4 separate regions of the Homo sapiens genome follow, and all the other regions are linked to region 4. Evidence: chromatin loops called from intact Hi-C (ENCODE). Cell type or tissue: Caco-2. All regions are shown on one strand.

Region 1 (5,000 bases), 72 kb after region 4:
AGGCCGAGGCAGGCAGATCACGAGGTCAGGAGACTGAGACCATCCTGGCTAATACGGTGAAACCCCATCTCTACTAAAAACAAAAAATTAGCCAGGCATGGTGGCGGGCGCCTGTAGTCCCAGCTACTCGGGAGGCTGAGGCAGCAGAACGGCATGAACCCGGGAGGCGGAGCTTGCAGTGAGCCGAGATCGCACCACTGCACTCCAGCCTGGGCGACAGAGTGAGACTCCGTCTCAATAAAAAAAATATATAAATAAATAAAAACCTCACTCTCAACAGAAAACTCCTGATTGGTTTTAACCAATTAAAAACGTCCTACACATATCAGCCTCCCTGTCTTTTTTTTTTTTTTTTTGAGATGGAGTCTTGCTCAGTCACCCAGACTGGAGTGCAGTGGCGCAATCTCCGCTCACTGCAAGCTCCGCCTCCTGGGTTCACGCCATTCTCCTGCCTCAGCCTCCCGAGTAGCTGGGACTACAGGTGCCCGCCACCACACCCGGTTAATTTTTTTTGTATTTTTAGTAAAGATGGGGTTTCACCATGTTAGCCAGGATGGTCTCAATCTCCTGACCTTGTGATCCACCCGCCTCGGCCTCTCAAAGTGCTGGGATTACAGGCGTGAGCCACCGTGCGGGCTACCAGCCTCCCTGTCTTATGTAAATGTCTTCCTTTCTCTAGATAAGGTCTTTTATCAGCATATACCTGACGAAATGCCCGGATAAGAAATTCGGTCCCATACTCAGGACCCACTTCAGGAAGAACTCTATCTTTCCTGACTTCTCCTCCTTCCCCGGGGAATTGTCAGTCGCATGGCCTGGATTCCCCAACAGGGCTGGCAGGGGGCATGGATTGGCCAGAGCCCCACTCCTCTTGCCACAGGGATCAGTCCAGGGTTAAGGACTATGCTAGGACGCTCAGCATTGCCTAAGAACTTGTGCTAGAGCTACTGAAAAAGAGGTGCTCTTTGTCCCCCAGGATCACATCATTAAGGCTGGGTGCTGCGGGCAGCCGCCTTTATCATCGGCTGGGGCACACCTGCCTAAGAAGTAAGCCCTCACGTTCCACTGTACTGGAAGTCAAGCCCACTGCAGCCCTTTCAGTGCTGTGAGCAGATGAATCTCCCCTTCTTCTTTTTGCTTAAACTAGTTGAGGTTGTTGTTCTTTTGCCTACAACTGAAAAACAACAACAACAAAAAAATCACTGTAACACAATGAGTATGTGCCCCAATGGTGAGTAACAACACCAGCCAGGGTCATGCCAGCCACCCTGGGCCACATCAAACCAGGGATGGTAAAAGCAGCACCACTGGAAGCCCAGAATCACCCACCTGGGTTAAAATGAAAGTCTGCTGGGTTTAACTCACCTAGAGGCTTCTACCCGATTTTTGCAGGTGCAACCAAGACTGAGGCTGTTTAAACAGCCTTAAATTCTGCTATGCAACTCACTGGAAAACTACTTTAGGACCCACTTCGGAAGTGACCACCACTAAACTGGACAAGAGATGCAGGGTCAAAATGATGTATATATTAGGTATGTGGAGCTCAGACACATGATTTGTCTAATAAATTTGTTAAAAGGAACTCCTGTCGTCTAAGAAATTACAAGCTACTCTTGACTTACGACCAGCTGACACACTGTTCCCACTGGTGATCAGCCACCCACAGCACCTCGCACCCCATCCATCCACCTGAGCCAATGCTGCTGCCGTGTGGACACTCTGGGGCTCACATTCAGAGCAGAACCTGCTTTGCCTAGCAGGTAAAGCTAGGTGGAGTAGCCAAGTGTGATGAAGTCTGGGATCTGAAACACAGGCTACTCCCTCTTCAATCACCCTCTGTATAGTGATAACAGCCGTCCCATGTTGCTAGCACAAATGACCTAATTAATCAGTCACCAGACTCAGTCTCTAGCCTGAACTCTTCCACCAGCTCCAGACCCATATTTCTAACTGCCTGTTCATTTCCTCTGCCCACAATCCACTCATCTGAAACAGAATTCCTTATCTACATAGGATCTTCATCTTCCATGCTAGTCATCAGCCCCAAGGACTTGGGTGCGTGGGTGCGTTCATTCGCCCCAGGGCACCTCCCTCCCTCCATCACCATCATCACTGAAGCCTGCCCCGCTCACCCCCACAGCTCCCTCCCTCAAATCCCTCCTCCTCCCCACCCACTGGTGGCACAGTTCGATCTGGCATCAGCTTTTACCTGGGAAACCGCAATGAGACCTAGCTGGGGGACCAGCCTCCTTCCTTTCCAGTCTAACCACCAAACTGTCAACGCCCAAAATGGGTCTCATTCTGCCAATTCAAATTTCCCAGAAATGTCACATCACCTAATAGGCTAAAGCCCAAACCACTCAGCATGGTCCCATGGGTGATAATGACAAGGTAGTCTGGGAGCACTTATTTTAGGACCTGATATGATCTGGTCCTGGACTACCTTCTTCAACATATGTGTCTTGTTCTCTTTCCTTTCCCCTTAAGTCCGGCAGAATTGGATTCCTTGTATTTTTCCAAACACTCTGTGCCATTTAAAGACACCATGCTTTTGAACATTCTAATCTGTCTGGATGCCCTCTGCCTTTAAAAGAAATTCTTCTAGAACAGAGCTCAGCCATTGTTTCCTTTATTAATCTTCAGCCGGCTAGGTCTAGATACTTAATTACCCCCTCCTCTGCGCTACTTCTGAGCCTTATACTTCCATAAATGCATTTTTTCCCATTGAAATGTATGCGACACATGTGCCTCTGCTACTGGGCCATAAGCTCCTTGAAGACGGAGCTGTTAGTCATCTAATCCCAATGCCAGCACTGCACCAGACGTATGACAGATCCCTCTTCAACTCTAAACACCATCTCCTATGCCTTACACATTGGCTGATATACCACCTATTAGATATCTATTCAGATCAACACACATCTTTCTTCCCATAATTAAGAAGGCCTACCGGTTTTATGAACTATTAGGAATACTTTCCCAGCATCCAGCTGAGCAATTTTGACAGGAGGAATCCTGTTTTCATGGGAACTACTGAACCCACTAGAGGGGGTGCAGCAAAGAGGAATGCAGTAAACACCAGAGCGGTACAACACCAGGAGGGCACTACAATGGAGAAGGGGGTACTGCAGGGCACAGCCAGGCCTGGCACAGCCCCAAAGACCAACCTAAACTAACTCAGAAACCTGCACCCAGAAACATAAAGAAAACTCCTCCTCCTCCTCCAACTCTCTTATGCCAACTAGCTTCCTGCCTTCAGAACCAGGAACTTAACTCTTAAGATTATAGTTTACATAGACTTTGGAGTAAAAGGCTTTTCTAGCCTAGCCTCACAACTTAACTGCTATTTCCAAACTCCTTTCTATACGAAAATATGCAGGCGACTAACCAACAAAGTTACAAGTGAAATCGGGAATGTATTTGGGAACAGTCCACATATTTTAAACTTTATTTCTTACAATTGAAAAACTGTGCTTCTTTTTGCATCAAACAATGGTGACCACAGAAGTAAATTACAATAAAAATATTAATATATCCCTAGGCTGGGCACGGTGGCTCACGCCTGTAATCCCAGCACTTTAGGAGGCTGAGGCAGGCGGATCACCTGAGGTTGGGGGTTCGAGACCAGCCTGACCAACGTGGAGAAACCCTGTCTCTACTAAAAAAAAAAAAAAAAAAAAAAAAAAAAAATACAAAATTAGCCAGGCATGGAGGCACATGCCTATAATCCCAGCTATTCAGGAGGCTGAGGGCAGAACAATCTCTTGAACTCAGGAGGTGGAGGTTGCACCATTGCACTCCAGCCTGGGCAACAAGAGCGAACTCCGTCTCAAAAAAAAAGAAAAAAGTGTATTAATATATCCCTGATATGGTTTGGCTGTGTCCCCACCCAAACCTCATCCTGAATTGTAGCTCCCATAATCCCTATGCATTGTGGGAGGGACCCAGTGGGAGGTAACCGAATCACAGGAGGGTTTTTCCCATCCTCTTCGCATGACACTAAGTCTCACAAGATCTGATGGTTTTATAAAGGGCAGTTCCCCTGCACACGCTCTCTTGCCTGCCGACATGTGAGACGTGACTTTGCTCTTCTTTTGCCTTCCGCCATGACTGTGAGGCCTCCCCAACCATGTGGAACTATGAGTCCATTAAATCTTTTTCTTTATAAATACCCAGTCTCGGGTATTTCTTCATAGCAGTATGAAAATGGACTCATACAATCCCTTCCTAGTTTTTGTCATGCGATTAAATGGCCACAAAGTCTACACTTACGTACCATTTTTCGTAAAATAGCAAAGATCTTTACAACAAAGCCTGACAACACTCCCTCTTTTTCTTAAAGTGTACTTCTATCCAAATAGTTTCCATTTCTCACAAAAGTTAAATCACTAAAGACAACCAATCATACCAAAACAAAAATTTGAAAATCTGAACAAAGAGAAAAAGCAAATGAGTTCCAGCAAAATTCAGGAGCACTAACTTCTCATATCTCATATCACTGAAAGGAAAAAAAAAAAAGCCAGGCACTGTGGCATGCACCTGTAGTCCCTGCTTTTGCAGCCACTCGAGGCTGAGGCAGGAGAGATCACTTGACCCAGGAGTTCAAGTCCAGACTGGGCAACATAGTGAACTCCCATCTCTTAAAAAAACAGTAATAATAGAAGTGTAGTAGTAAAGGTCCAGGTCCCTTATCCAAACTTTCAAAATCCAAAAGTCTCCGAAAACCAGCAGTTTTTCCAACTCCTCTGGAGGTGAGATCTAAACTGATCTGAAGCCGGTTGACAGCAAACCCTGAAATGATGTGCAGCTACTCACAGTCTCAGTGCCAACAGGCAGACACCTCCCCTCGACGCTCCAGTCCTCGTGGGTCACTGGGCACAGCCAAGCATCCACTCAACGCTGCTCAACGCTATGGCTCAATATTGCCCCTGACCCACTTATGCACCTTGTACGGGATGAAAACTTTATACAAGGAATGTATTATTTCAATGACTACTGCC
Region 2 (5,000 bases), 190 kb after region 4:
AAACCGATAGAAGGCACTGCAATCTTCAGAGTTTTACTGGAATTTGGCAATTTGCTTCATTCTAAGATATATTTTTCAATTCCCAATATTTCATTTGGATACTAAGAGCCCTGCCTTTGAGGTCATAATCAAGTGACTGAGTGATTTCCATAATTACATGCTAATTTTTAAGGCCTAAATCTAAAAGCGCAAGGGGACGCCTGAGTTGTTAAGGGCAAACCACTGAGCACAGTAACCTCGTCCAGAGGCAGGAGCGAAACTCAGGCAAAGCCTGTGTGGGTCTCATGGAGAAGCCGGTGGGACTTAAGACACAGCGCCCTAGTCCAAAGACAATGCCCTCTCTTATCTGTGACCTGGACGCTCCCTCCCTGCTTCGAGTCTTCCTGCCTTCGCTTCAAGTTGTCCCGCCTTTCCAGATGGAACCAATGTACTTCTTACCTATATCATTGATGCCTCATGTCTCCCTAAATGTATAAAACCAAGCTGTGCCTTGACCGTCTTGGGCGCATGTTATCAGGACCTCCTGAGGCTGCGTCACAGGCGCGTCCTCAACCTTGGCAAAATAAACTTTCTAAATTAATTGAGGCCTGTCTCAGATGTTCTGGGTTCACAGTATGGACCACATTTTCTTTATCCAGTGTATCATTCATGGGCATTTGGGTTGATTCCCTGTCTTTGCTATTGTGAATAGTGCTGCGATGAACATATGTGTGCAGGTGTCCTTATAATAGAATGATTTATATTCCTTTGTCTACCCCTACTCTTAAACATAGAGCAGACAGCCAAGGGTCATAAGACATCGAATGAGATCTGCTATTTGAAAAACATACCAAAAAACAAGCACATCAGAAAAAAAGGCAACTTGGGGAAAATAGAGATTACGTAGGGTAAAAAAACTTCAAAATCCGTATGTCAACTGTCTGAAACTTCTAAGAGAAGACACTGTAATCAAGAAGTACAAGCTGGATACTATAATCAATAACAATTCAGGTAATTAAAAAGCCCTTTGGATTGAAGACTTGATGAAGGAAGTAAAAAATACATGAGAGAGCTTAGAGCATAGCTGAAGCAATCTCAAAGTAGAGGCTGGGCACGGTGGCTCACACCTGTAATCCCAGCACTTTGGGAGGCCAAGGCAGGTGGATCTCTTAAGGTCAGGAGTTCGAGACCAGCTTGGCCAACATGGTGAAACCCTGTCTCTACTAAAAATACAAAAAATTAGCTGGGTGCGTTGGCAAGCACCTGTAATCCCAGCTACTCGGGAGGCTGAGGCAGGAGAATGGCTTGAACCTGGGAGGTGGAGCTTGCAGTGAGCCGAGATCATGCCACTGTACTCCAGCCTGGAAGATAGAGTTAGACTGTCTCAAAAAAAAAAAAAAAAAAAAGTGAGAAAAAGAAGTAGGAGAGAAAGGATAAGAAAATTAGAGAGCTGGTCAAGGAGGACTAACCTCTAAATAACAGGAGTCCAGAGAGAACAGAGGAAGTGGAAGGGAGAAAATTAAAAATGAAAAATTCATAAAAATGTCCCACAATCAAAGGACATGAGTTTCCAGTTTGAAAGGGCCACTGGAGCATCAGCACAATGGTTAAAAATGGGCCCATGCCAGATATATCATCATGAAATTTCAAATTTCTAGAACCCAACAGATGATTCTACAAGCTTCTGGAGAGAAAAACATTCTTACACACAAGATCCATAACAATCAGAATGCCTTGGGCTTTTCAATAGCTGAAGCATTGAAAGCTGGAACAGTGGAGTGATACTTTCAAAATTGCCGGGGAACACTGGGCATGGTGGTGTATGCCTGTAGTCCCAGCTATTCAGGAGGCTGATGGGGGAGGATCGCTTGAGCTCAGGAGTTCTGGGCTGTAGTGTGCTATGCCAATCGGGTGTCCACGCTAAGTTCAGCATCAATATAGTGACCTCCTGGGGGTGGGGGACCACCAGATTGTCTAGGAAAGGGTGAATTGGCCCAGATTGGAACTGGAGCAGGTCAAAACTCCTATGCTGATCAATAGTGGGATCGTACTTGGGCATAGCCACTGCATGCCAGCCTGGGCAACATGGTGAGGGTCCATCTCTTTAAAAAAAATTACCAGGAAAAATGGTCTCCAGCTGGAATTCTATACACAGTCAAATGTCAAGCAAAAGAGAAGGGAGAATTCAAACATTTTCAGACCTGCAAGACCCTAGAAAAAGTTTACCTCCCCTATTACCTTTCTCAGGAAGTCACTACAGAAAAGTACCCCACCAAAAAAAGGGTCTTCTTTCTAAGTCAAGAAAGAAGATGATATGGGGTACAGGAGGTGACAAAGTGGTGAGATGAAGGGGACCCCAACATAGTTTTTTGTTTTGTTTTGTTTTTTGTTTTTTAACCCAAACCAAAAATGGTCAATACCCAACATAGTTTTAGAAGGATTTCTCTGAATTCTGCTGTACAATGGGCCTCCAGGTTGGAGTCCTTCAAAAGGTTCTTCAAATACTGAAATTAATAGAATACTCATCAGAGTTGACTAAAATATCAGCCTTCATTACTCTCTGCCTCCCTACTCTCTTTGTTTCTGCTTTGTGACACTTATCCACACCTGACGTTAGACTCTCTGTCAGTTTATCTGGCCTACATCCGTGCCTAGAAAATAGTAATGCTTACTAAATATTTGTTGAATGAATGAATAGATGAGGACATATGTAAAATAATGCAAACCCTGGCATGTAGGAAGTGCTTTGTCAATGTGAATTTCTTTCCTGAATTTCTCCTAATTCAGGTAAAGCCCGTTGCTTCCACAAGATGTCTGGTGCCATCTGGAGGAATTGCGATCCCTGCTGGAATCCCTACCTGAGTCCAGACAGACTGTAAGTCCGCTATGGCCAGTCCCAAGATTGAAACTTCTAGAAATACAAATACTCAGTTTCGGACAGGCCTTCTGATGTGTACGCACAAAAAATTCCTAATTTCTGACATTGAGAAAAGCCTTTTGTTGCCATGTTTTCCTACAAATGTGCTTTCCTGCCATCTTGTGGCCAATCTGGGGAACTTGCAAACAGTTTGCCCGGACCTCACTCAGTCTAAAGAAAAGCTCCGGGAGCTGGGCTTGCCCAGAGCCATTTGGCAAAGCACCTGTGGTCATTTGACCACACCCTGGGGCCATCCGGCTTCTCAGACGCCCATGTTTTCGAAACAGGAAGCCACTGAGGTCACTGCTCTGTTTGGTGGCTTCTGCTGGGGACAGCTGAGAGAAGTGCCTGACCTTTGTCCTCCCATTTAGACACAGCCCCACTATTAACCCTGTCATGGTTGGACCCCAAGGATTTGCTCTGAGCATTCCGTGAACACCTGCAAACTCCTTGAGGGCAGGGCTTTATCTATGTTTTACCCCCAGTGTATCATACAGCATTGAACACATAGTAGGTGCTTACTAAATAAATGTTGTTGAAGAGATACTATCATTGGAGCATCTAAGAGCACTTCAATGAGCCAAGTCCAAGCACTTTACATAGATTGTCTTATTAAATTAAAGTGACCAACTCATCCTGTTTGGCCAAGGACTGTCCTGAGAATCCTCTCAGTCCTGGACCAACGAGGGCAGTTGTTCGGTCCCCTTAATGCAAATTCTGGCAACACCTCTCTGACATTGACACTACCATTATCCCCATATTTCAGAGAGAGGACTGAGGCTCAGAATTCTAAGAACTTGCCCATTATCACACAGGTCCTAAGAGCTCCCTACTTAGGGACTTAAATCCAAATCTTGGACTCTGCGACCTCCGTTCTCACCACCGTTCTGTGCTATTCCCTGAGAGGCAGCGCAGGTCCTTGCGTCGCAGATGGGGCTGCCTGTCTCCAAGGCCTTCCCTGCTCCTATGACAGTGGAGGTGTGAAGGGGATTGGAAGTGTCCTCGAGTTCTTTCTGAAGAAACACATCAGGCAAATAACAGATTTATAAAGGTGAGCTGAGGGGCGGTGGGGAGAGAGAGAGGGAGAGACAGAAAACATGCTCTTCTTAGCAATTCCACCTTGATATGATTACAGACTGGAAGTCTATACCTAGACTAGTTAACCAGGAAGGCAGATGGGAACTTGGATTTCCTACTTCCCAACTGTGGTTTCTGTTTCAATCACAGACTACTGCAGTCACCTCTCTGTTGGAAACAAACATTGACTCTCTGCTTCCTCCCAAGGTGCAGGCACTCTCAGAATTCGAGAGAACAGAGGCACAGGAAAGCCATCATCAAGCTTGGGTTTGTCTCTGTCACTTACAGAGTTGTAGGATCTCGAGCAAGTTATTGAACCACAGTGTGCCTCAGTTTCCTCATCTGTGGCATGAGGATGCTGATATGCTTACCTCCAAGGGCTGCTCAGGGTATTAAATGAATAAAATGCTCAAAGCCCTTAGAACAGGCCATGCTGAAAGTAGCAAATATCTTTCTCTTGTCTCCCACATTTCATCTGTCAGAGAATCCTGTTGGCTCCATCAACCTCCAAAGTATATCCAGAATCCCACCACTTCTCACCACCACACTGCCACCTACCTAGCCAGAGCCACCCTCCTGGAAGGTCACTTGGGAACCTGCATGGACACTTGGCCCCTTTCAGTTTATTCTTTTTTTTTTTTTTTTTTTTTTTGAGACGGAGTCTCGCTCTGTCGCCCAGGCTGGAGTGCAGTGGTGCGATCGTGGCTCACCACTGCTCCGAACTCCTTGGCTCAAGGAATCCTCCTACCTCAGCTTCCTGAGGAGCTGGGATCACAGATGTGTGCCACCATACCTGGCTAATGTTTAAATTTTTTGTAGAGATGCGGTCTCCCTATGTTTCCCAGGCTGGTCTCCAACTTCTAGGCTCCAAGTAATCCACCTGCCTCAGCCTCCCAAGTACCCAAGTGGCTGGGACTACAGACGCGCCACCACGCCCAGATCACTTTATTCTTAAGACAGTAGCTAGAGGGGTCCTGCCACACAGCAGTCACGTGACTTCTAGGCTCAAAACCCTCTGTAGACATCT
Region 3 (5,000 bases), 57 kb after region 4:
GTCTCCAAGGGGAAACAAAAAACCTACCCTCTAACCCAGCAACTCCATTCCCAAGAGAACAGGACACACAAGTCCACGCAGACACACACACAGATGTTCACAGCGACATGATTCACAGTAACCGCCAGTGCAAACGGCCTAAATGTCCACCAGCTGGAGAGTAAACAGACAACAAACAGGTGGCCCATCCAAACAACAGAATACGATTCTGCTGCAAAAGGAATGAACAACAGACACAAGCTGCGTTGCGAGCCCCAAGAACGTCATGCTAAGCAAAAGCAGCCAGTCACAAAGGAACACATACTGTGTGATCGACTTACATGAAATGTCCAGAAAAGGCAAATTTATAGAGCTACAAAGTAGATGCAGAATTGTCCAAGGCTAGGGTGGGAACAGAGATCACCTGTGAATGACGATGAGGAATCTTACTGGGGATGAAATGTTCTGCTCTGATTGATGCTAGCTGCACCATTCAGTAAAATTACTAAAACTCACTGCATTTTACACCTGAAATGAATTTTATGGTATGTAAAATATGTATCAATAAAGCTGTTTCAAAGAAAAACTACACATTACATACCTTTAGACTTCTGTCTCTCACAAATGACTGTGAGATCCTTAAGGGCAAAGACTTCCTTCAGTTCATCTTGCCCCAGCATCTAGTAAAATGCCTGGCACAAGTGAGAGCTGAAATGCCCAGTGGATGAAGGACTTTTGAAAACAAAACCAAAAAAAGCTAAGTATTGTTCACAGTTTCATGATTTACCTAAACTTCACATTCCTGTCTACTCCTCCACCTAACTGATCCCCAAAACCAATGACCAGTGCAGGCCACAAAGCTGACAACGTGTCCATGAAGCTTGGTGGCAGGCCAAGTCTCTCTCACACAGGCCTCTATAACAACTGTTTCAGTACTGAGTGGTTAAGCTAAATATTAAAAGCAAAAAAAAAAAAAAAAAAAAGCCATTGCCCTTATACAAAGCTGGAATATAACAAAAGCCCACCAAGAGTTTTGCCTAGGCCTTTCCTGGGCCTTAAAGCATGACAAAATAACCAAAGAATTCTTAACAGGACCCATTTAAGATTAAATAAGTTTTACTAGGAGTCTGAAGAAGCTCCCCAGGCCTCCACAGACAAGGTTATTGGGCATCTGAAGGAACTCCCCAAACCTCTGTGATTTAGCAGGAGACAAAATAAGGGTTATCTACCCCAGCACCTGGACGCATTTAGATTAAGTAAATCTACTGAGGCTCCAGAGGAAGGTCTTCAGGACTCAGACCTTAGTTATAGACTAAGAGAAGTTGCTCACTAATGTCTTTAGCTGCACACTTACATACAAGAATATATAGCTTAGAAGGTATATAAGCTCTGGAAAACTTTGTAATTTTGAGTTGGTCCGGGGATAATTTCCAGGCCTTCTCCCTGTAACCGGCTGCAGGAAATAAAAACGCTCTTCCTCTCCAGTTCATCTGCATCTCATTATTGGGCCCGAGAAATAGCAGCCTGACCCTCAGTTTGGTCTGGGAACAGCTTCAAGCTGATCAAAATCAGGACCCAACACTTTCAGCTGCATCCCGACCAACTATGAAGGGCAGTTTGTTCAGATGTTCAAAGGAAACAGTGTTTTCCTAATGGCAGTATTATGAAAACTTTTGAGGTTGTGAGCAAAGAGACCATGATGTCAGCATCAGAGCCAGAAAGTGGGAGGGTTCAGGAAAATTATAACCTAATTTACAATAAACTTTTAAATTCTTTCAAGAGATATTTCTTATTTTTGACTTAGAAGCTGCCAATGTAATAAATGTACCAGATGCTGTCCCTACAGAATTAAATCATGTAATCCCCATCTCTTCAAAGATAAGGAAACCAGAACACAAAGGTGAGATGAACTGTAGGAAAGATTTGAACCAGTTTGTCTCAACAGCCTGTGCCCTCATCCATGACACTTTACCCTTTTACCATGAGGAAGTGTATTTTATCTGCACATCTAAACAGCACGCACTGGTATTACTGAAGCCCGGGGGTTAGCAGGGTGTATCACATAAATTCCGGGAAATGTGGAATAGAGTGAGCAATACTTTTCCACTCACTACTCCATTACTGCTGCTACAATATTTAGTTGAGAAAATAAAATCGTGCATTTCAAAGCAATCTCTTCCTTGGCACAGATCAAAGGACACAGAACACAAGTGAGTCAAAGCTCGTTCCATCTCCACCCGCTGTTCTCCAAGGGTCCACTAGGACTTTAACCATGGGCCGTTTATAACTCATTTCTTATCCCGACCTGAAGACAAAGGTTATTTACAAGACTGCGTTATTTTCTGGACATGGTAATCAGCTCTCATGATTTAATACTTTCTTGACATCACACTCCACCGACCCTAGCGCTGACTGATATGTCAGCCATTTTAAAGCATTGTAAATGGGACTTAAATAAGCAACGTTTTGGAAGGTGTGCAAACCTAAATAAATATTGCTGAGTAGGGACCATTCCAGCCAACTCTCTCGTCTGTTAAGGTAAAAAGGACTGACAAAAACAATACATTCATCCTATGCACAAACAACAACAACAACAACAAAAAAAACGGCCAATTGGTAGGTTCCAACTTCCTCCCAGCTCTGCCTTTTACTGATGGTAACCAGAACAGGGCCAGCCTCAAACTCCAGGGTCAACTCAAGTGACAACACAGTAACCCCTCATACTCACAGAGCACTCTGTGTTTTTCAGGAAACCAGCATATAAATATAAATGGCTTCCTAGACCCAAGAAACAGCCTACAAGGTAGTTCATGCACTTCAGATAAAGAAACACACATTAAAAATCATACAGCTGAGCCTAATAAATGCTCGGGTTTCCCGGTTCCTAGGTTCCTTTCCATATTAGTCCCTTGTTCCTGGAGTGAAAGTGACGGGAAGCAAAGCAGCCCACAGCCCTAGAAAGGCTGATGGTGCAATCTACTTTCTATGCGTTTGTCTTTTACTCTACTTTCTCCATCTACACGTCCAAGTACCAACGCTTACCCTGTATGTCCGTAAGAGGTCAGTTGAAATCTAGACCCCCTCATTTCCAAACAACACCAGAACACGCGGCCTGACAGGAACGGGTGTATTTGTGGAGACGATGGGACGGAGTACCAAGTCTCAGATCCACCACTTCCTGTAGCAGAAAACAGCAGCCAGCTAGCGTGGACCTGGAAGGCCCAAAGACTGAAGCCTCCGGGGGCTTACAGGTGCCAGCAAAGGCCAAGGGAGGGGGGAGAGGCCGCAGCTCCGCTCCGGCTGGGAGGAGACCAGTCATGCCATCCTCCAAAGTTTACAGCTTCGGGAAAATCCTCTCTATCCAAGTGTCCCCACAGAGTTGTTTTTTTCCCCAAAAAAAGAGAACTAAACACTTGAAGGGCAAACCAAATGAATAATTCAACCAATGTGCTCCCGCGGCTGGACCTGACAGGAAGTCTGCATACATTTACTTAACTGCGGCTCTCTCAGTACAACTCAACTTTGATTCGGCACTCAGATTTGAGAAACCTCGACCCTCCAGAAGCACCAAGCAAAAAAGGTCTCCAAGCACAAACACAGCTGCCCCAAATTCCCGGTCTGCCCAAACTGCACCTCTCAGAGTGGGGCCTCAGTCCTGCTCTCAGAACATTCTGGTGCGTAATAAAGGCACACACTACGAAAGGTCAAACAGCTGGTCTCCATCAACAGCAGCTGAGAAGCAGCAGGTGAGGCCAGGGTGGGCGCGGACCCGAAGACGCGGGTCTGATCGCTGCAGAGAGACAGAGAATACAGAGAGAGGGGAGGCAGCAACAGGAGACCCCGCACTGGGGCCCGGAAGCCCTCTACTCCCAAGTGGCCCCCAAGGATGGTGCTGAACTATGGTAGGACGCAGGACACCCCTCGACTGCAAGAGAGGAGCTGCCAGCCGCCCCGAGGGTGAAGCCTGCAGATGCGGTGCCGGTCATCAATGGCTTCTATTGAACGGATCACCGCCAGAAGCTGCCATCCACGACTCAGTATCCGGCAGACTCGGTCACCCACACGCATAAACCACATGCTATACAAAAGAAACTTGATTTTACTTCTGGGTCTTTTTTGATCCTAGGCTTCATAAGAACAGCACACAATGTAAATTGGCAAGTGTGAGTATCCTGGCTCTAATTTGGAGTCATGTTAGTGGACCTCAGGTTTAAAAATAGCTATGAAGAGGCTTCTAGTAAAAGCCATTAAATGAAAGGTGCATTTACGTTAGGCTGCTGTGGCCCACGCTGAAGTTAATAAAGGAAGGAGAGTGAGAAGAAAAGTCCATCTGCAATAAAACTAGGAACTACTCTCACCTGAACCCACAGATGACAAAGACTACCTGCCGGGCACAATGACCTCTGCCCCAGGCTGAGGCGACAACTGAGAACACAGCAGGACCTTAGGCCAGCACAGGGGCAGGAGGCTCTGAAACTGAGGTGGCAGGTACGTTCCCGTGGCCCAACTGCAGACACAGAAGTCCCCAGCAGGCCTGGCCCACGAGGGCATCTCCACTTCCCTAACCAGGAAGGTTTCCTGGAAGAGAGGCCAGCTTTGCACTGTGGGCCCCAGGCAACTGGGCCCTGACCCTGCATCTGGGAAGCAAGGGCCCTACTGGGAGTGGCGCAGCCCCCCTGGAGTATCTCATCCCGCCGGGTAGAGCAGGCAGAGGCACAGCCAGCCGGCAGAAGGCAGGGCAGGCCGGAGAGGAGAGGACAGAGCCGCCCGCCCCAGGAGGCAATGCTCCCCACCCTCCAAGCCGACCTGAGGCCAGGGTACATGGCAGGTCCCCTCCTAAGCCAAAGAATCCACACCGAGGCATGCGGAGACGCCTCTACAAGGAAAGACAGTGGTGAAAAAGAAAACAAGCAAAAGGAAAATATTTCCGAATTCCCAAGGGAGAGGGGAAACATTTCAGAAAAATACTCTCAACTCTCAAAGAAATTACAGACAATTCGGAGCACCTTTTAAGTCTCCAA
Region 4 (5,000 bases):
AGCCCTCATGACTTGCAGAGTTCTCTTTTTAAAACCACAAATCCCAAAGTGCTACTCCCTGGAAAACAAGCCCGCAAACCTGTCCGCCCTCCTTGGGGAGCCAGGCAGTGCAGGGCACGGGGCAGCCTGGGCAGGGTCTGGATCCCGACTCCCACTTCACGACCTAGGGGCCCGGGCAGCTGTCTCCTGAGCTTCTGCACGAGGCCTTGGCCAAGAGCCTGGCCACGGCGAGCAGCCAAGAACCCATGGCTGGCACGGGACGCCACCGCCAGAGTTTGGGTTCACAGTGGGTTCACGGGGTTCAGACGTCAGCCTGCTCCGCTGCTGACTCAGGACTCGGTGGTGGCTTTTGCACACATGGAGGAAAAAAAAAGAAGAAACCTTTTTTAAGGCTCTTTGGTCCCTTTGGGAGAGCACTGAGTCCGGCTCTTAGAACACCCAAGGAAGACCCCTCAGTTCGCCCCTGACTCCAGGTCTCACTGCGCTGACTCCAAGTGAGCTCACCCTTTGAGAACACGCCCCAACTTCCCAGGCCTTTTTGCTTTTGGAGGTTCCGCAAGTCAGGAAAATGCTTCACTTGTCTTCCCTCCCCACGCCCTGGGCAAACTTTACTTTTATTATCTATTGCTCTGATTTTCATTTCAGGTTTACTTCTCTGCATTTTCCACTTAACAGCAAACTCAAGTGCTCAGGGACAGCGCTGGTGTGCTCGAGCTCAGTAAATGTTAACTGTGGACCCTGTGACCAAGGAAGAGTAACTCGTGTTGACTCTAGGGAGGCGCTAACGGTAAGATGCACTGCATTTATAAAATACATTCCTCTCACAATTCAAACTAAATCCTGCCATCTGGAGTTGATTCTAAGACAGTCCAAATAAACAGCCCAAGTTTTAATGTATGTTGAATGCTTTTCAAGCGTTTAAATGCCCTTGACTGCTAAGATAATAAAGACAACTTCAGTCTTGACCGGACAAGTGCGGAAACCTCGAATGATGTGTCTGACACCCAACTCAGAGGGACAGGCATGTCGCTCATTCAATAACCATCCAGTCACGGGCACCTGCCTTGAGGAGGCTTGGTGATCCCAGGTTCTGATTTCAGGGAAGCTTCCATCATCAAGAGTGTCCTTCAGCACACCTTCATCTCACACACACGCTCGCCTGCAGGCTTCCACAATGCTTGCTCCTGGGGAATGGGTATGCCACAGTAAGCTCTTCCAGGAAAACACCAGTATCTTTCTAGATGGCAAAGGAAATCTAAATCGCTTTTCCCTAAGAGAGCTGGGAACTCTGACGTTTCTACTCCCACTCCCTTTTTAACAGCTGCTGTTTAACTGGTTTCACTGGCTCCCATCCCTTCTATTTTCTGGGCATTAAGTCTGCTCACAGCAAGGGGAGCTCCCAGCAGGGAGGTAATCTCCCCGCCTCTTCTCCCACTGTAGCCAGCTGTGCAATATGACACCCTGGGAAACAATCTTTTGCTGACTTAGGGGACTGAGGGTCACCAGGCAGCTTCCTGGAGCAGCAAGGCACAAGTGACCACCCCCTCGTCCTTCTGCACTTCCAAAGCTCCGCCCTCCTCAGTTCGCTGCTCTCTCAATCTGACCACGAAGGTACGTCACCACTTGCCAAGCAAACAAGATAAGTTTCACCTGGCTACCTTCTCCTTTTAAGGAGCCCTAGCAAGACACCTCAACCAAGTTTTCTGTGTCGCCCTGATCCTTCTGGGGACGTGCAAGCAACAACAGAACATCCAGAGCTCTCTACCCAGAGCAAACCCCGCCTCAGGACCAAGGCCGCCTCCTTCCTGGAGAGGAAGATGGAGAAATAACACAGCCTTCCCGCTTCCCTCCAACTCATTCCTGGTAGCAGACGCGCTGGGTGGCAAGGCTACCCAGACACAAGGCTCACCAGAGGGCACTCAGGAAACCAGCTCAAGTCCTTATTGAGGTCACTGCGTCTCAAATACCCGGGCTGGGCCTGTGACTCACACACCAGCACCAACAACCAGGGGGTGGGATATTGCATCAGGAAAAGCTCCACTCTGGGTGGAACCTGCTTTTCAACCTCATTGGGTGTGTCACCGCCCAGTGGGTTCACCTTGCCCGCTGCCTAGACAGAGCCGACTCATCAAGACAGGGGAACTGCAGTTGAGAAAGAGTAATTCACGCAGAGCCAGCTGTGCAGGAGACCAGAGTTTTATTATTACTGAAATCAGTCTCTCCGAGCATTCGGGGAGAATTTTTAAGGATAAGCTGGTGGGGTAGGGGAAGCCAGTGAGCCAGAAGTGCTGATTGGTAAGAGATGAAATCACGGGGAATCAAAGCTGTCTTCTTGTGCTCAGTCAGTTCCTGGGTGGGGGCCACAAGATCAGATGAACCAGTTTATTGATCTGAGTGGGGCCAGCTGATCCATCAAGTGCAGGGCCTGCAAAATATCTCAGGCACTGATCTTAGGAGCAGTTTAGAGAGGCTCAGAATCTTGTAGCCCCAAGCTGCCTGACTCCTAAGCCATAATTTCTAATCTTGTGGCTAATGTTAGTCCTACAAAAGCAATCTAGTCCCCAGGCAAGAAGGAGGTCTGCTTTGGCAAAGGGCTGTTACCGCCTTTGTTTAAACTGTAAGTTTCTCCCAAAGTTAAGTCAGCCTGTGCCCAGGAATGAACAAGGACAGCTTGGAGGTTAGAAAGATGGAGTCAGTTAAGTTCGATCTCTTTAGTCTCAGTCATCATTTTGCGAAGGCGGTTTCAGGTTTGCAAGCATTCCAGCCGCTGAAGGTCGGCCCGGGGGACCGGATGGAGCCCGCTAGACACAGGCAGCAGCTGCACCACCGCCTGGCACTTCTGGGGCTCTCTTCCTGTGCTCTATGCACCAGCCATTAATGGAGGAGGACCCTAACACCCAACGCCAGCCACTAAGACAGCAGCTTTCCCCTCCTTCCCACAGAAATGGGAGGAAGCGGAAGAGGAGCAGGGACAGGAACACATGGACTCGGGGAGGGGAACATCACACACTGGGGCCTGTCGGAGGGTGGTGGGCTAGGGGAGGGACAGCATTAGGAGAAATACCCAATGTAGATGACGGTTTGATGGGTGCGGCAAACCACCATGGCACATCTATACCTATGTAATAAACCTGCACGTTCTGCACATGTACCCCAGAACTTAAAAGTATTAAAAAAAAAAAAAAGAAAGAAAAAGGGGACAGAGTGAAGGCCGGGTCTCAGTCTTCTGGTGCCCATACATGTGGGCCGCACTCGCGCCACACCCCTGCAGCACTGCACTGGGAAGGTAGGACAACAGACAGTCAACATGGGCGCCAGAAGAGGGCCCTGAAATGTGCCTCCAATGAGATCCCAAAGAATCGTTTCTACCACTACCAATCCTAAGGAAGAAACCTTCAAAGGTGAACACACGGATAAGCTTGGGAAAGCAAGAGACAAGCTTTGGGGGCTGCAGGCAAGGCTCTCCTTCACAGCCACACCAGGGATCCTCCACCCCAGCACTGACTTTTGGAGCTGCTCAGCTCTGCTGCAGGCCTCCCCCATGCACTGCAGGGTGTTCAGCAGCACCCCTGGCTCTGTCCACTAGATGCCGGTGACACACCCCAGGTTCTGATAACTGAAAATGTCTCCAAACATCGTCAGTGTCCCCCAGAGGGCAAAATCACCCAACAGAGAACCGCTGAACTACACCCACGATGGACGCTGACAAATCTGACATGGTTCCTGACCAGAAGCACCGTTCAGCCATTCTTCCTCGTCTTGGCTTACACACTGAAACTCCTGCAGCAGGAAGACCAGCTCTTACCAGGAGACATCAGGCAAGTCATTTAAACCCTCTAAATTCTTCATCCACAACAAGATGGGAATCAGATCGGTGCTTCCAACCTCACAGTTCCAAGTGACAATTAAATGAGATCATGAGTGGGAAAGCACTTGGCAAAATTCATGGTGCTCAACAGATGCAAAGTGCTATCAGCTTTATCAACATCATCACCCAGAAATGCCTCTGAATAACCTGGTAAAACCAAAAGGGCCCAATTAACAATTCTAAGTAGTTTCTAAGCAAAATGAAGCCTGGTACAATGATTCACGTATTCTGCACCAGAGGCCTCATGGCAGGAGCGTCTGAGTGGCAGCCTGTTCTCCGGGAAGGACCCAGCTCTGTCCTGCAGATGTGGAACCACTGTCCTCATAAAACCTTCCAAACCATGACTTCTGAGGCACTCATTCCCCAAGAAAAATAAACCAGCAGGCTTCTCAACACAATGATGACTTTAATCGAAATAATTTCATGTTTTTTCAACAACCTCAAATAACCTAAGTTATGAATGACCTCGTGATACAATTTTCTCATCAGGGAAATAAAAGTATTCATTTAATTAATAAATTCTGGAGTGAAAATTTAAAAGGTGCCAAAGTATATACAGTGAGAAGTCTCCCTCCCACCCTGGGCCCCCATTACCCAGCAAACCAACCGTCCCTGCCCCAGCAAGTCATCACGACATCTAATGTAACCTCAGAGAAAAATAGTTATGCACATACGAGCAAATACCTACAAAACTTTACCCCCCTTTTACCCAAACGGTGGCATTCTACACACACTGTTGTTTACCTTGCTTTTTACCTAAAGTTTCTTAAAGAGCAGTCCATATGTAAAGGACTTCCTCATTTTTTTAACCATAATTAGCCCATGCCTTATTGAGCTCACATTGTTTCCATTTTTCGCTCTGACGGCCCAGGTGTCAAGGAAGAGCTGTACATTTGTCAGTTTTGCTGGGTCCTGGAAGCAGACCTGCTGGGTGAAGGGACTCCATCTGAATTTTTAACAGATACTGACAAGTGACCCTCCAAAGAGGCTGTCCCATATATGGCCTCAGCAGTGTCTGAGGGTGCTAATTTCCCCCTTTCCCATGCCACAGTGTCATCAAGTTTTATTTTATTATTATTTTTTGGTCATTTTTATGGACTGAATTGTGCTTCCCTCTCCCACACACCCACGA

What was found. Hi-C counts contacts between places; a loop is a spot of excess contacts. Peaks named below come from ENCODE experiments on the same cell type or tissue, not always from the same donor. Only the 100,000 strongest peaks of a DNase experiment are listed, where the experiment ranks them.
Region 1: a loop joins it to region 4, with 2.2 times the contacts of the local background. A loop is called at or near these places in 22 of 110 quality-filtered maps.
Region 2: a loop joins it to region 4, with 4 times the contacts of the local background. A loop is called at or near these places in 2 of 110 quality-filtered maps.
Region 3: a loop joins it to region 4, with 2.4 times the contacts of the local background. A loop is called at or near these places in 7 of 110 quality-filtered maps.

What each region holds. Positions count from the first base shown.
Region 1 is chr13:98,555,343-98,560,342 of GRCh38, forward strand. The region is part of intron 1 of STK24 (serine/threonine kinase 24); the gene reads right to left. Among named protein-coding and RNA genes, the nearest start is that of STK24, 19 kb to the right of the region's middle. In Caco-2, no CTCF peak of the experiment used is centred here; no DNase peak of the experiment used is centred here.
Region 2 is chr13:98,670,196-98,675,195 of GRCh38, forward strand. It overlaps the pseudogene RN7SL60P. Among named protein-coding and RNA genes, the nearest start is that of SLC15A1, 80 kb to the right of the region's middle. In Caco-2, a CTCF peak has its summit at 2,957; a DNase peak (open chromatin) is centred at 3,116.
Region 3 is chr13:98,539,822-98,544,821 of GRCh38, forward strand. All of the region lies in intron 1 of STK24 (serine/threonine kinase 24), which reads right to left. Among named protein-coding and RNA genes, the nearest start is that of STK24, 35 kb to the right of the region's middle. In Caco-2, no CTCF peak of the experiment used is centred here; no DNase peak of the experiment used is centred here.
Region 4 is chr13:98,483,034-98,488,033 of GRCh38, forward strand. The region is part of intron 2 of STK24 (serine/threonine kinase 24); the gene reads right to left. Among named protein-coding and RNA genes, the nearest start is that of FARP1-AS1, 50 kb to the left of the region's middle. RefSeq lists enhancers at 1,307-1,998, 1,435-1,604, 1,665-1,744, 2,145-2,224. In Caco-2, no CTCF peak of the experiment used is centred here; DNase peaks (open chromatin) are centred at 1,558 and 2,038; H3K4me3 peaks cover 181 bases.